Linked DNA regions of Mus musculus: all the other regions are linked to region 1. Evidence: chromatin contacts called from ENCODE POLR2A ChIA-PET data. All regions are on one chromosome and are shown on one strand. The core of a region is the stretch at or near the end of the contact, and the rest is flanking DNA. Distances in the headings are between cores, read along the strand shown. Region 1 holds the start of Itgb4 (integrin beta 4). Region 2 holds the start of Sap30bp (SAP30 binding protein). Region 3 holds the start of H3f3b (H3.3 histone B).

Region 1 (2,926 bases), core at 225-2,724:
TCCCCAGTGCCCCCACATTCAGGAGGAAGTCTCCCTGGGGACCTGGCCTGTGCAGAACAGCCCTCAGATGGCTGGACAGGGCTGACAGGGCTATTAAAAATCATTTTTATTTGTATTATGTTTGAAGCAAAATCTATATAGCCCTGGCTGGCCTGAAGCTCTCCATGTAGACCAGGCTGACCTTGAACTCACAGAGATCCACCTGCCTCTGCCTCCTGAGTGCTTGGATGAAAGGCCTGCTACACAACAGCAGTGCCCCAACAGACTCGTTTTACTCATTTGTTTATGTGAGAGGGTGGGATGGATGTACACACCACAGAGACCTTGTGACAATGAGTCCCACCAGGAATCAAACTCAAGTCATGAAGTTTGTCAGCAGGCACCTTGACCCATTAAGACATCTTACCCAATCACACTTTTTTTTTTTTTTTTTTTTAACTCCTCTATGTACCAGGCACCAGGGCTGGGGCTGGGCTGGTGAAAAAAAAACCAAAAAACAAAAAAAAAACCAAAAAAACAAAAACCTCCCTTCTCTCTAGCCCAGACCTGGGCATAGGCCTCTCCACCTCTCCTAACTTGGATTACCCCAGGTTGGGGCAGAAAACATGGGTTCTCCGAGTCCACAGTCCAGTGGGATGATCATTTCAAACCAGTATAGCAAATGCCATAAAGAAGCCATACTCTGGTCTGGAGGTCTAGTTTAGTGGTAGAGTACATGGCTGATACGCATGAAGACCTATGTTCCATACCAAGCACCGAATCAAAAGGAAGATAATAAAAGGACAGGTGTGGTGATGGATGCCTGTAATCCCAGCACTTGCAAGGCAGGGGCAGAAGAATTACCCCAAGTTCAAGACTAGCCTGGACTACACAGTGGGAAAAGGCCATATTCTCCGACCAGACTTAGAAACCAACAGAGGATGTGGCAAAGCCGAAGAAAACTAAAGATCTTGTAACATTAGTTCAGGGTCTTCAAATATAAGGATAAATCTGGCTGAGTTTCAGACTGCATACTCTGGCTCTGACACTTGGCGAGCTTGAAGCCCCCACGGGTTGAGGAGGTCCAGTGCCAGCGGTGAGCATTAGCTAACCTGGTGAGACTAGAGTTGGGTTCTTGCAGCGCCTCAACGGACTCATTATTAAACAGAAACGGGGCCTGAAGGCACTCGAGAGCCTGCCGCAAGAGTAAGATTTGTGAATCAGCTTGTCACCAACACTGTAACAATCCATGAGTGCTACTCCACACTAGGTCACGTGGCCTCTTGATGGCTACAATTACATTTTAAGGAGATTTGAGTATCCGAAGAAACCTAGAGGCCCCAGTCCTTGCCTATCGGTTCCTCTAGTAGAGGCAGAGAGAACCCAGTGGCCAGCAGTCCAAGAGTGCTAAGTCTCCCTACCAGTTTGGGGCACGACCTATCCTCGCGCTGACACGGAGAGGGTGGTGCACGACCCGATGACCGTCGAGGCAGCGGGACTGACCCAGCTGGGCTCACTGTATTAAGAAGCGGACCCGCGACCCGGAGCGGCCCGGGGACCCGATCTGGGAGCCTGGACGGGTGGGGAAGACGGAGCCCCGGTCTGTGCTGCAGGGAAGAGTGGCTCCTCCTCCAGCCCCCTCCGCGGCGGCTCGGGGCTCGGGGCCGGCGCCGGTTGAGCCGCAGCCCTTTCCGGGGGGCGGGCCTGGCGGCTGCGGCGACACCCCAGCTCCTGCCCCGACAGGTGCGCGCAGCGCGCAGGAATGCAGTCCGCCTGACTCACCAGCGCCTCCTTCCTACCTGCGCCGCCCGTCCATAAAGCGCTGCTGGCTCCCGCCCGCCGCCGCCCGCCCTGCTGTCCCGCCGGGCTCGCCCGCGCGCTCAGCTCGACCCAACGCAGCCCAAGTCCGAGGTAGTCTCACTAAGGTAGGTGCAGGTCCCGCTGCAGATCCGAGGGCACACCGCCCGCCCCGGTGCCCCGGGACAACAGGGCTGGAGAGGAAAGTGAATACCCACTCCCGCCCGGGGCTTTTGTTTCCCTTCCCTTCCCTGAAGATTGGCAGGCCCTGGCTCCCTCTGCCCATGCTGCCAGGACAGGTGCCAACCCTGCCAGGATGTGGGAAGGGGACAGCTGGGAGCGGGGTAGTTGGGATCTAGGGAAAGAATGGTGAACATCAGATACCCCTGCTAGAAAAGGACACTGGGTAGGTGGGTAATAGGAGTGGGTAGAGGCTGGGGGCTCACCAGCCCTCTGAGTGCTACCTCCCCTGAATCTGAAGACAGTAGAGGAACAACTTAACTACCTTGCAGCAAGCCCCCTTCTTGTCCGGCTTGACAGGACCTGCTGTGTGGTGACCCGGGTGCATGTCAGGCGTGGGGAGTCCCTGATTTTCCTCTTGGCTGGCCCGCAGCCTGCTCTCTTCCCAAAGCCCGCTCCAGGCACCTTTGTTTGGGGGACCTTTCAGAATCTCATCCAGCAGTCCCGCGAGCACTTGGCCCCGCCATACACTCTTTCCCACGATCCTTGGAGGAGCCTTCTGGCTGTCACTGTGGCCCGGGACTCCAGGTGGCTCCCAAGGGTAGGGGCAGACCTCTTCCTTCTTCCTGACAGACTTGCCACACCCTGAGCATAGGTTCAACCCAGATGGCACGTTTGTTTCTACCCTCACTAAAAGTGAAAATCGAGTCTCCTGGGGGCTGAGAGAATGGACAGCAGAAAATGAGCGTTTGACTCCTTAACTCTGACTTCCAATAGCTGACAGGGTAGGCAAGGGGCTGTTACAGCTTCAAGAACTGCTGTCCTGTCTGGCCCAGCCTGCCATGGCTACACACTCTGTGATGGCATCCTCAGTCCTAGTCTTTATGTGGAATCTTGTTTCTATACTAGGCGACTACTTTTAGAACTTTTAAAATACAATTTGGGTCGAAGCAAACACTCGAGTGTCTGC
Region 2 (2,926 bases), core at 220-2,719, 41 kb before region 1:
AAGGCTAATCATTCAGTCCTCTGTTAATAAGTCTGTTGGTGGCACTGCTGCTCCCATCTGGACAAGCTATCTCCAGCTTACAGTGTTATTAGTCTCTCCTTTTCTACCTGGAACTCAAGCTACTCGCTCTTCAAGGAAATGATTACCTAGGTCACTGACAAGATTAAGCACTACTGCCACTTTTGCTACTACTTGCACAGGGACAAGAATGGGAATCTAGGAACAGAAGTCAAAGACAGACTGTCAGTCTGGCTATGAAAAAACCAGAAGTGTGAGTGGTTCTGTCCAAAATTTGTAGGTTATGATAGCCCACACCTGTAATACCAGTACTTAATAATCCAGAGGCAGAAGGACCGGCTCAAATTTGAGGCCAACTTGATGTATATAGAGAATTCCAGGCCGGCCAGGGCTACATAGACCATCAATAAACAAATAGATTCCCAGCAAATACCCACTAGCTTTGGTCACGAAAGAATTCCAAACCAGTGGTTTTCAAAGATTTCCAAAGGGTGAGGAGGTAGGAAGTTAAGAGGGTGTTGTGCCACAGAGCTACTACGGTACCGCCAGCAGTCTGCAAAACAGGTAGCTTGGTATGTTACCTTTCACTACAGCCATGGTCGCACTCTCTTGTAAAGGTGTTTTAAAAGAATCAAACCCAAAGACTTTCTTCAGGGTGCTCCGGACTCGCCGCTCCCGGTCGAAGGGAGTGGAGAAAGGACGGGCGCTCATCTTTGCAAAAAGCAGCAGCCAAAAGGTTAACGCAAAGGTGGGCAAAGGCAATCCCGAAAAAACCCTCTGCTCCACGTTAAAATATAGCCTATGTTTCTCCTGCCGAGTAAGCTGCTATGTTACACTTAAATATCTCATTCCCCAGCAGTAAAAGTGAAGGCTGAATTGCTTCACGCAATACATTCCTGAGGGATTAACATTACTTCTCCCTTTAATAAAAATAAAAACAATGAACTTTCCAGGTCAGGTGGACAGAGCTACAAATCGGACCACAACAAAGCCCACAAACGTCTTCAAAGTCGACCAGAGAACTTGGAATCCTTTTTCTAGGGTCCTTGTTCTAGAAGCGAAGCCATAGATACCATTCATCAAGGACGCCGACCCCCCGTTCCTCCTCTGAGCCCCCAAGTCAACAGCTCTCGCCCTTTGCCAGACAAATGCTCTCCAAGATGTCAGACCCCAGGCTCTTTTCGGTTGGCTCTGCAGCTTTCCAAAGAACACTACTCCCTAACTCGAACTCAGAAGCCAAACCGCCCGAGAAGTCAGCGAAGTAGAAGCCGCAAGACCTTACTTCCGTCCCGTGCTGATGACGTTTCCAAGAGCTGAGCATGGGGGCGGAGCCATGCCCAGACACAGCCCTTTTGATTGGTTGTCATTCGGGCGCGGAGTCTCCTGGGATCCGGAAGAAGTTGGTTTTCTCGCCCCTAAATTGGCTTATGAGTCATAGGCCTGAGCCACACCGCGCTGTGGGAGTAAGATGGCGGGGAAGAAAAATGTTTTGTCGTCTCTTGCAATTTATGCGGAATATTCAGACCCTGAATCTGATGGCGAAACTGGAGTCGACGCTGTAGGCGGAGCGACTGGTGAGACTTGAGCTGGAAAGGGGAGGGTCTGTTATGGTTACCAAATGCTACCTCTCTAGCGGGGCATGGGGAGAAGATGCTCTTTGTGCTCCAGGTATCGGGTCTTGGAACCCCAAAGCGCAGTGGATGTCCTAGGTCAGACAGAGCATTAGAACCTCTACTACAGTACGAGTGATCTCTCTTTCTGCGATCCTCTACGCAAGGCGTCATGCTGGCCAGAGGGTGGACCAAGGGGGGTACGCATCTGTCGAGACATCACTGTCTCGTTGTTTGATGGGGAAGAGAGGAGTGAAATGTACCTGGAGGATAGTAAAACTTGTGTTTCGTTAAGTTGGTAACTTTTAAGGAATCGTTTCTAAGTCTGCCCTAGAGTTTTTAAAAATGCATCTCTCCTAAGTGCATAATTCTGGGCTTTTTCATAGAATATGCTAGACAAGCCTTTTAAGGCGGTAGGGTGATTCTGTTGTTTGGTGAGTTTTAAAAGCCTATCGGTTGCCCTCAGACTGCGAAGCATAGAGGGAACAGATTTCTTGAAGGAAGCAAATTACCTGATATACCAGAGCTTTGGGTCTTCTTATCTGCAAAGTAGGGGCAAAACAATGAGGAAGACAGTCTTGTGCATAGAAGGCGTTTTTGAGGTTGCACATGAAACAAGATAGAGATGTGTGTGGTATGTCAAAACAGGAGTTTAAACGACCTGTTGGGCTGGTTCAAAGAGGAGAAGACTTTAACTGCCCTAATAGGCCAACAGCATGTAATAGTTCCCCAACCTTTGGAACTGCTGGGAACCAAACCCAGGGCCTTACACTCTTAGGAAAGCATCCCACTACTTTGTTACTTCCCCAGCCTGTCCTGAAAATATTAGAACATGAATTTAATGCTTGATTTTCTTTTCATATACATCTGTACATATGGAGTGGGCCTTGCATGTGAGTTCTGCCCATGGTGGACAGAGAGAGGCATCAGCTCTTCTGAAACTGGCATTTGTGAGCTGCCTGATGTGGGTACTGGAAACTGAACTGTCAAACTTACAGAGATCTGCCTGGCCCTGTCTCCAGAGAGCTTGAATTAAAAGCATGGGACACCAAACCCTGTACATTATGCACTCGTATAAGAGTCATCTTCCAATACCCCTGTTTTTGTTTGTTTTGAGACAGGATCTCCCTCTAGTCCTGACTGTCCTGGAACTCAGGCTGATCTAGAACTCAGAGATCCTCCTGCCTCTGCCTCCCAAGTGCTCGGTTCAAAGGTGTGCACCGCCATTCCTGGCACAACCCCTGGTCTTTTCTTTTTCTTTCTTTCCTTTTTTTTTCTTCCTCCCCCCCAACCTCCAG
Region 3 (2,926 bases), core at 302-2,801, 50 kb after region 1:
TTTTTTTTTTTTAAAGGAAACTGTTACACTGTGGCTAAAACTTGTATCTTCAACCTTTGAAAAAGCCCACATTCTATCACAGTGATGTATGGTTAAACACTTGGATCAAGTCATAACCAGTTTTATTGCAAAAGGACCCTGTACACATTTATCAATTCTAGTACCTTAATAGCTACCCAACAAGTCATTAACATACAGAAACATGCATCATGAAAAGCAAGAAGTATCACCCATCCCTTCTGCGTATTAGCAACTTGTCACTCCTGAGCCACAGTGCTCACATCACTGAGGTCTGTGAACAGTCAGTCACTCTTCCCATTCATCCTGAGTGAAAGATGGAATGACTTAAGTACAAATGCAACATATTATAAACAATTTCTTACAAAAAAAGTCACAAATTAAACCAAAGTATTTTACAGAATTTACTACAAAATGCCATAAAAACCGCTTCAACTTAAGCTCTCTCCCCCCGTATCCGGCGAGCCAACTGGATGTCTTTGGGCATGATGGTGACTCTCTTGGCGTGGATGGCACACAGATTGGTATCTTCAAACAACCCCACCAGGTATGCTTCGCTAGCCTCCTGTTGAGGACAAGAGCAACAGCATTAACACTCCTACTGGAGCAATCAAGCCGCCGCCCCGAGTGCCACCAAGCCTTTTGTCCCTTTACCTGAAGGGCACCGATGGCTGCACTTTGAAACCTCAAGTCGGTTTTGAAATCCTGGGCGATCTCCCTCACCAATCTCTGGAATGGCAGCTTCCGGATGAGCAGCTCAGTCGATTTCTGGTAACGACGGATCTCTCTCAGAGCCACGGTCCCTGGCCTGCAGTCACCAGAAGAAGGAAGGCGTCAACGGTCAGGGAGAAGGGAGAGAGCGCCCGCCCGCAAGCCGGCGGCCAAGTCATTGTTCCCAGCCCTCTGCCTACCTGTAGCGGTGAGGCTTCTTCACCCCGCCGGTAGAGGGCGCGCTTTTCCGAGCCGCCTTGGTGGCCAGCTGTTTGCGGGGGGCTTTCCCACCGGTGGACTTCCTAGCGGTCTGCTTGGTTCGGGCCATTTTTTTTCACCTGCGAGACAAGCGACGTTCAAGGCCAGGTCACCGGGCTCCGGCTGCCAGGCGCCCCTCCTCGCCGCAGCAGATGGCGGCCGCCGCCTCCTCCCCCTCCCCTAATGACTCAGGCTGCGCCGGGCTGCGGCCTCCCCCGGGAGGGGGAGCGCGGGGAGGAGCAACTTCCCGCTCCACGGGCGGCCGGAAACACCGCGGCGGGACCTGTGAGTCACCACCGGGAAGCAGACAGGACGGAGGTGGCGGAACGCGACCGAACTCGACCTCCCGGGCTGCCTCACCGACCAGACCGTCGGCTGCCAGCGACCGCGGTCCTAAAAGCCAGGGAGGCTCCGGCCGCCGGCAGAGCCGCGAACTCACCCAAAGCCGAGTCTGGGGCCCTTGCTGAGACCGAGGCGACGCTGGAAGCGCTCGAACAAGAGCCGCAATCGGCGAGCAGAACGGGCAGATACTCCACCAACGAACGACCAAACCGCTCTGCGCTCCAAGCCCCCCGACGCCTCCATATTTATAGAGACGCTGCACGCTGCGTCAGTGCGTCACAGAACCCTGATTTGCATACACCAACGACTTTTTCGATTGGCGGGAGCTTTCGCCGACGCGCTGACATCTCCCGACACAAAGGCCGTACTTCGGGGCCGTTTCCTGATTGGCCGGTGTTCAGGCCACTGATTGGCTGTTACAATTGCTTCAGGATTGGCTGGATGCAAAGAGGAACAGACGAATCAGAGTTTAGCACTAGGGAGCTCTTCTGATTGGATAAAATGGAGCTATGTTTGGATCCTTCTCTTGGTTCCAAAGCTCTACAATAGAAAGTCAATGCAAATGAATTGCACTAGTCTCCTGGAATTTAAGAAAGTTGGGTCGGCAAGAGTCTACGACTTTTTTGCATCAAGAGACCATTTTAGAGAGATTTTGCGTAAATATAATAATAGTAATTATTACTATTATTTTAATGTAGGATGAAATTATTCCCTGAATAATTTACTTTCTGTAATTTTCATCGTTTAATATAGTATGAGAAATGTAATCCAGTCAGTCATCTTACAGCATATAGTGTTTTGTGCACTGTAAATGCATACACATTCTAAAGCATAAAGCAATTGTTTGATGGGGAAGGGTAATAGACACAAAGAATCAAAATTCAAAAAAATTATTTCCGAGTTGGGTGGTGCTGCAGGCCTTTAATCTCAGCTTTTAGGAAGCTCAAAGGCAAGCAGATTTCTGTGAACATGAGGCCAGCCTGATCCACAGGGGGTGGGGGGTTCCAGGCCAAGCAGACCTACCTACAGAGATCTTGTCTTTTATAAATCCTGGTTTGTTTGTTTTTTCTCCAGGACTACATAAACCAAGCTCCAGGTGCATGAAGGTAATATCAGAGATGGAATCAGGATCCAAAATTCAAGGTCATTCACAGCTACTTAAGTCAAGGCCAGTCTAGGATATATAAAACAGTTTCAAGAAAACAAAAAACAACAAAAGGGGACTGTTCCTTGCATCCTAGCGCTCTGGAGGCAGGCAAAGCCATGTGAGTTTAAAGGCAGGACCACACCAGCAAAAGCTACCCAGGGAGACCGTGTCTCAAAACAAAACAACAAATACCTATTTTTGCATGTTTAATTCAGGCCATCACAAAATATTTTATTTCAATGTACTTAGAGTTAATAAGAAGTTGTCAGGCATGCTGGCACACACATTTCTTTAATCCCAGCAACCTGGAGACAGAGGCAGGTGGCTTTGAGGCCAACCTGGTCTACATAGAAATTACAGAATAGCCAGAGCTACTTAGTGAGTCTCTGTCTTAAAAACCAACCAAAGGGGGCTGGTGAGATGGCTCAGTGGGTAAGAGCACCCGACGGC

The links. ChIA-PET counts read pairs that join two places held with the same protein, here RNA polymerase II (POLR2A).
Region 2: POLR2A ChIA-PET joins it to region 1 with 6 read pairs in embryonic stem cell. The contact joins the promoter of Sap30bp here to the promoter of Itgb4 in region 1. POLR2A ChIA-PET finds 5 or more read pairs at or near these places in 5 of 5 experiments (Patski and embryonic stem cell).
Region 3: POLR2A ChIA-PET joins it to region 1 with 43 read pairs in embryonic stem cell. The contact joins the promoter of H3f3b here to the promoter of Itgb4 in region 1. POLR2A ChIA-PET finds 5 or more read pairs at or near these places in 4 of 5 experiments (Patski and embryonic stem cell).

Annotation. Positions count from the first base shown.
Region 1 is chr11:115,973,251-115,976,176 of GRCm38, forward strand. Itgb4 (integrin beta 4) reads left to right here and starts at 1,475. Exons shown (of 40, transcript NM_001005608.2): 1 at 1,475-1,904.
Region 2 is chr11:115,932,190-115,935,115 of GRCm38, forward strand. Sap30bp (SAP30 binding protein) reads left to right here and starts at 1,470. Exons shown (of 11, transcript NM_020483.3): 1 at 1,470-1,592. The coding sequence starts at 1,487. Recql5 (RecQ protein-like 5) reads right to left here and starts at 1,303. Exons shown (of 19, transcript NM_130454.2): 1 at 600-1,303. The coding sequence starts at 729.
Region 3 is chr11:116,022,953-116,025,878 of GRCm38, forward strand. H3f3b (H3.3 histone B) reads right to left here and starts at 1,552. Exons shown (of 4, transcript NM_008211.3): 1 at 1,427-1,552; 2 at 930-1,067; 3 at 673-826; 4 at 1-583. The coding sequence starts at 1,057. The coding sequence ends at 455.